2 separate regions of the Mus musculus genome follow, and region 1 is linked to region 2. Evidence: chromatin contacts called from ENCODE Hi-C or POLR2A ChIA-PET data. All regions are on one chromosome and are shown on one strand. Each heading gives the region's core, a stretch centred on a gene start or an enhancer-like site at or near the end of the contact. The rest is flanking DNA. Distances are from core to core; before and after follow the strand shown. Region 1 holds the start of Ppp1r12b (protein phosphatase 1, regulatory subunit 12B). Region 2 overlaps Ppp1r12b (protein phosphatase 1, regulatory subunit 12B).

Region 1 (2,700 bases), core at 71-2,570, 42 kb after region 2:
AAAGAGAAGAGACGAGAAGAGAAAAGAGTGGGTGCCCAGGTCTCAGCTCACCAAAATAACTGGCGAAGTTCAAATGGGGAGAGAGGGTGGAGTTATGACAGTCAGTATACAGAGAATATTGTTGCATAAGTGAGAGAAATCAAGGCGTTATTATTAAGCACAAGAACTCTCAGATTACCTGTAACTCGTATATATAGTCATTTCTTTTTTCGAAGGTTACCATTTCTACAGACAGATTCAGAAATAAAGTTGAAAGCCTACTCCATAAGTCCTAGACAGAAATAATTCTGTCCCTGACTGAAGTAGTGCTGCTGTAGAGAAAATGAGACACCCATAACAATGAGGTCAAGGGTGTTCTAAGGGTGGCCTGGAGAAGACACAAATCACACATCAGCAAAACAAGTGGCGTTTCAAAAAAGCTGCCTGTCTCCATCCACTAGTGGGGTTTCCCTTTAATTGACCCTAAGACATTTTAATAACTAGGCCACGCAAATAGAAAGTTGAATTTTCTGAAAGGGGAGCAGGCTAATGACAGTGTGAGTGGCATGAGGTACAGGCACAGGAGAGAAGTAAAGATGACTAATCTATAAAGATAACACCAAGGACCAAATCATCAGTCACCATGACAACCCAAGTAGGTGGAGGGAAATACAAACACTGACCAGTCACCCGGGTGACACCAGTCCTTCAAGTAAAGACCCACACCCTGGTTATGAGTGGAAGAGGGTGGCCAAGAATGTGAGTTGACTGAAGTGGCATGGTCTTTGCAAGAGGGCTTTGCGGTGACACTATATATACTCTTGGTGAGGCAACTCACCGGGGTCACAAGCTTGCAGGTCAAAGACCCCACACAACAGAAAGAGAAGTCCTACCTGGTGCAGGGCTGTCAAGCCGTCCACGTTGACCGTGTTGATGTCCGCACCTCTTGCCAGAAGCTTTTTCACCTCGTCCGTGTCCCCGCTGGAGCAGGCAGCTAGAAAGACCGCACCGTCTTCGAAGCGGACCCTGGGGCTCCCGCGTCTGGTCTGCAGCTGGCGCCCCGCGCCCTGTCGCTCCGCGGGCTCCTGCTCTGTCAGCGAGCCTCGCCAGCGCCGCAGCTGCTCAGCCCGCCGCGCTCGCGCCGACTCTGCTCGCTTCCCTCCCAGGTGCTCCAGCTCCGCCATTGCTCGAGCTTCCGCAGCTGCTGCCAAAAGTACCACCACAAGACTGTTGGTAGCCCTGTGTGGCCACTGCCGCCTCCCTCGGAGGGCTTCAGCCAGGGAATGAAGGCGGAGGCCCCCGCGCCGCCATCTTTACTCCTCCCGCTAGTAGCACCGCCCACATGCTCCCTTAGCTTCAGCACGCACGCGCTGCCCAACCCCGCGTCAGTACGGGACTTGTAGTAGGAGACCTGCCCTGAGGGCGCACTGGAGCCCTACGGGAACTACACATCCCTGGATGCATTACAAACCAGTCAAGGACAAGCTGCACCCTCCTCCGAGGGGGAATCTAGCACCTATGCCTGGAAGAAGCTGCAACTGTCTCCCAGACCGGTGGCATCCTCTTTCTCTAAGCATTTTGGGAATCGTAGTTTTTTTTATTGCTGCGATCACTAAGCTGAACTCCCTCCCTAATAGTCACTTAACACTTCAAGAGTGGAAAAAGCAGCAGTAATTACCCTTATTTTCTAGAAAAGAAGACTAAACATGAAGTAACAGAAGGATGATATTTCATGTCCTGTTTTTTTTTACATCTAGTTTTATTAACATGTATTAGTTATGAACGTGCATGGAGAAAAGTATGCATACACATACAGTATTATAGTTTTACATAAATTATTTTCAATATGACATTCACTCCAGGTCCAAAAAGATTCCTGACTGTTGAAATTTTTCATTTCACAAATTTCACACACACACACACACAAAATGTGAACACGATTAGGTCATCAGAAAAAAGAACTTTTATTATTTCCTAACAAATGAACACTTGCCCGTTGCTCATTTTCTATTGGAATAAACTAGGAATCAAATGTTGAAGAAATAAGTAATGCCAGGCAACTCACACCTGTAACCCCTGCACCCAGGTTGCCAGGAGTTTTAGAGCAACCTGGACTACACTGTGAGTTCAAGGTTAGCCTGGGCTACAGAGTGAAACCTGTCAAATCTATTCCCCTGTGAAAAACAAACCACAAAAGGCAAGACATTCAACGTCATCCTTTGCTGCATAGGCAGTTCCCGGTGGCCTGGACGACGTGACACTTAGTCTCAATAAAACAAAAGCTCTTTAACAAGTAATGAGATTTTCTTGGTAATTTGTCAACATGGAACCTCTTCTTATTAATAATTAAAATTACCCAAGTTCTCAAATAGAACTCTGCCAAATTGATAAGAGAGATATTGATACCAAGATAACGTAGGAACCAGGCATGGTGACACGCACCTGTTATCTTGGAGGATCAAGAGTCTGAGACCAGGCTGGCAAGATGGCTCAGCAGTTAAGAGCAATGACTGCTCCTCTGAAGGTCCTGATTTCAAATCCCAGCAACTACATGGGTTGACATGTCGACAAATTACCAAGAAAATCTCATTACTTGTTAAAAAGCTTTTGTTTTATTGAGACTAAGTGTCACGTCATCCAGGCCAGCCAGGAACTGCCTATGCAGCAAAGGATGACTTTGAACCAGATAGCTCACAACCATCTGTAATGAGATCTGATGCC
Region 2 (2,806 bases), core at 76-2,575:
GACTAGCATTTATTTCAAGAATACATGTTTATAAATTAAGACCAGAGGACACCTTCCTTCTCTTACCTACAAACATAAAATATGAAATGGCCTCAGCATTAATAATACTTAAGTTTCAAAATTATGAGGCTGCAAGATGACTCTGTAGGTAAGATGCTTACCACCAAACTTGACAGAATAGAAGGAAAGAACCAACTACCACAAACTGTCCTCTGACCTCCACACTCACACAAATGTGCATAAACATACAAACACAAACTGTCCTCTGACCCCCACACTCACACACATGTGCATACACATACAAACAGGTACCGTTTTAAGATTGTTAAATGGAGTTGAAAAGATTAAAATGCCGGCACACTCTTCAAGGCCAGTACTATCTTCACATAGAAGACCCATGCTCTCATCACCCAGTCTCTACTCTCTGCTCTTGAGAGTCCTAACTTTGAGGAACAATAAATAAGGCCTATTGGTACTGGTAAAAAGACCAAGGGTCATTTTTTTCCCTTAGAACAAAAAAGTATACATATTTGAGTAACTTTAATTCTTATTTCTTGTTTGTTTTGTGTCACTGGAGACCAAGTACACACTAGACAGCAGACTCTAACCCTGAACTCTATCATGAACACTATTTTTTGGAGGGGCAGGGGGTGTGGCAATGAAACGACGCTTCACACCAAACCTGACGACCTGAGTCCAATCTCTAAGATTCACAAGTTGGAAGGGAAAACTGGTTCCAGCAAGCTGTTCTCTGACCTCCACACAAGCACCAAAGCACATAAACACAAACAAAAATAAACAAATGTAATTTTTAAGGTATAACTTAATGACTTATTTAATGTCACATATTCAATTGCAGAACCAACTAAATAAATGTTTTCTATCTACCAATATAGAAGCATCTATAAAATTGAGTTCATGGACCAGGGATAAGATATACCACTTTGCTTATGAAATATTTGTAATTCTTGATCCCATCTTGCTAGATATATTTTTAACATATATAATTTGTTATTAGTCTAATCCTCCAAAAATTTTGAGTAAAGTAGACAGTGAAACTGGATTGGCCACTCCAAATTAGCCTAAGTATAAAATATAAACTACAAAGAGCCCACTGAAGTGTTTTCATTACCATTCTATTTTAGCATGAGTCTAGATTGGAAACCTCCTTCATATCTTGGCTACCTGTTTTAGCCACAGCCCCCCCCCCAAGGTCTATTCTGTGCCAACTTGGCATGTAGAATAAATTGCTGTTCCATGGAGAGGGATTTTTGTATTTAACTCCAGATCACTCTGTGCCCATAAACAAGTGTTTCACAAGCCGCAGGAGTACAGCCTGAAAGCCACAGCCCGGGCAAAGATCCACGGCTTAGGAAAAAAGGCAGGCAATCCTGCAACACAAGTTGGATAAAGCATGGAAGCCACAAAGAAATAACAGGAAGTTCAGATACATCCAGTTTGAGTCAATACACAAAATCTATCCTAAAGGGACCTATTAAAGAAATTCTTTTCCCAACGTATTTTCAATAGGGAGTTTTGTAAATCCAAAATTCTGTAATATACTTGTCGATATCACATTCATGCCCCATATGTTCCATACATCCTATACAGTAAAAGATACTAAACAAATATTATATAACCCTATGTAGAATACTATGCTAGTTAAATGTTAAAAATAGACTCTGGAACTGGAATTCCTGGATTCACCTCCCAGGCCTACTGATTCAGTGATTTCTTTAACAAGTGCCTTCGCCTGTGAAAAGACCATGTCAATAACTGTAAGGTCTGTGTGGGGTCCCACCCAATTAGGAAAGAATGAGTTAATGCATATAAAACCTTGAGCACATGGAACATGGTCACATGCTATGTAAACAGTTGCTATCACTACTAAACGCCTAATAGTGTCCACGAGTCTACAAGGTTCAGTCTTCTCCACACAAGGAAACTAATATATACACATAAATATAAATCTACAACAATAAGCATAAATACAATATGAACTCTCCATGACTTCCAAATAGACTACATTCAAGTTTCACTAGTAATAGAATTAAGTGAATTTCTGGCTACAGATGCAAGTCTACAGATACTGGTTCACATTACCAAAGAACAGGCTAAGGGTTTGTCAGTATCAGTGGTCTCATACTATGAAGCGCTTTCCACTTAGTCACGTAGCAACCATTCACAGACACATTCTACATTATTCCAGAGAGTCCTTTGGAGGACATGGAGGGCAGAAATGAGTACGGTTTTGCTATTTTGTGGAGGCAAGAGAAAAGATAGTAGTCCAATCCCTTGGGAGTCATGCTGTAATATAATGTGATCAATAAGAACAAGTCCTATAGTTTGCTGTAAGAAGTTACTAACAGGAGTGGGGTGGGGTATGATGGGCAATGCCAGAAGATATGACTTACATGTTATGAAGGAGGAGTTAACGAGCTAGACAAGCAGAGATAATGAGAATGTGCAGAAATAGCACACACAAAGGTCTGCGGAACAGAGACAAGTATCAGTTCTTTGGAATGGCAAGAAATTGGCATAGTTGAATTCCAATGGAATAGGGACATATATGGAAATCTAAGTAAGGGTTCACTTGCCAGACTGAAAAATTTGAACATAACTCTACCGGTTAATGGGAAAGCAGTGGGTACTGTACACTGTAGCTACGAAGCCTCTCGTGTCCTCACTGTGATGAAGAACTTCGCCTCTCTCCTTCCAGCAAGGGGGAGAGAGAGTGATCTTGCCAGAATTACACCAGAAAGTGTGACGGAAGTGGGAATGCAAAGACTGAATTTTGCCCAGGAAA

Evidence for each region. A loop is a pair of places that touch in the nucleus more often than their neighbours do. ChIA-PET counts read pairs that join two places held with the same protein, here RNA polymerase II (POLR2A).
Region 1: a loop to region 2 is called in a map of gastrocnemius, with 8 times the contacts of the local background. The contact joins the promoter of Ppp1r12b here to the enhancer-like site in region 2. A Hi-C loop is called at or near these places in 10 of 37 maps with a recorded cell type or tissue (gastrocnemius, heart and left cerebral cortex). POLR2A ChIA-PET finds 5 or more read pairs at or near these places in 1 of 5 experiments (Patski).

What each region holds. Positions count from the first base shown.
Region 1 is chr1:134,954,620-134,957,319 of GRCm38, forward strand. Ppp1r12b (protein phosphatase 1, regulatory subunit 12B) reads right to left here and starts at 1,321. Exons shown (of 24, transcript NM_001368827.1): 1 at 873-1,321. The coding sequence starts at 1,163.
Region 2 is chr1:134,912,409-134,915,214 of GRCm38, forward strand. All of the region lies in intron 1 of Ppp1r12b (protein phosphatase 1, regulatory subunit 12B), which reads right to left. Among named protein-coding and RNA genes, the nearest start is that of Gm51265, 32 kb to the right of the region's middle. Within about 2 kb of position 1,326, at least 2 of the 3 ENCODE cell types and tissues checked have a DNase peak (open chromatin) inside an H3K27ac peak, as active enhancers do; they include gastrocnemius and heart, where a contact is called at or near this core.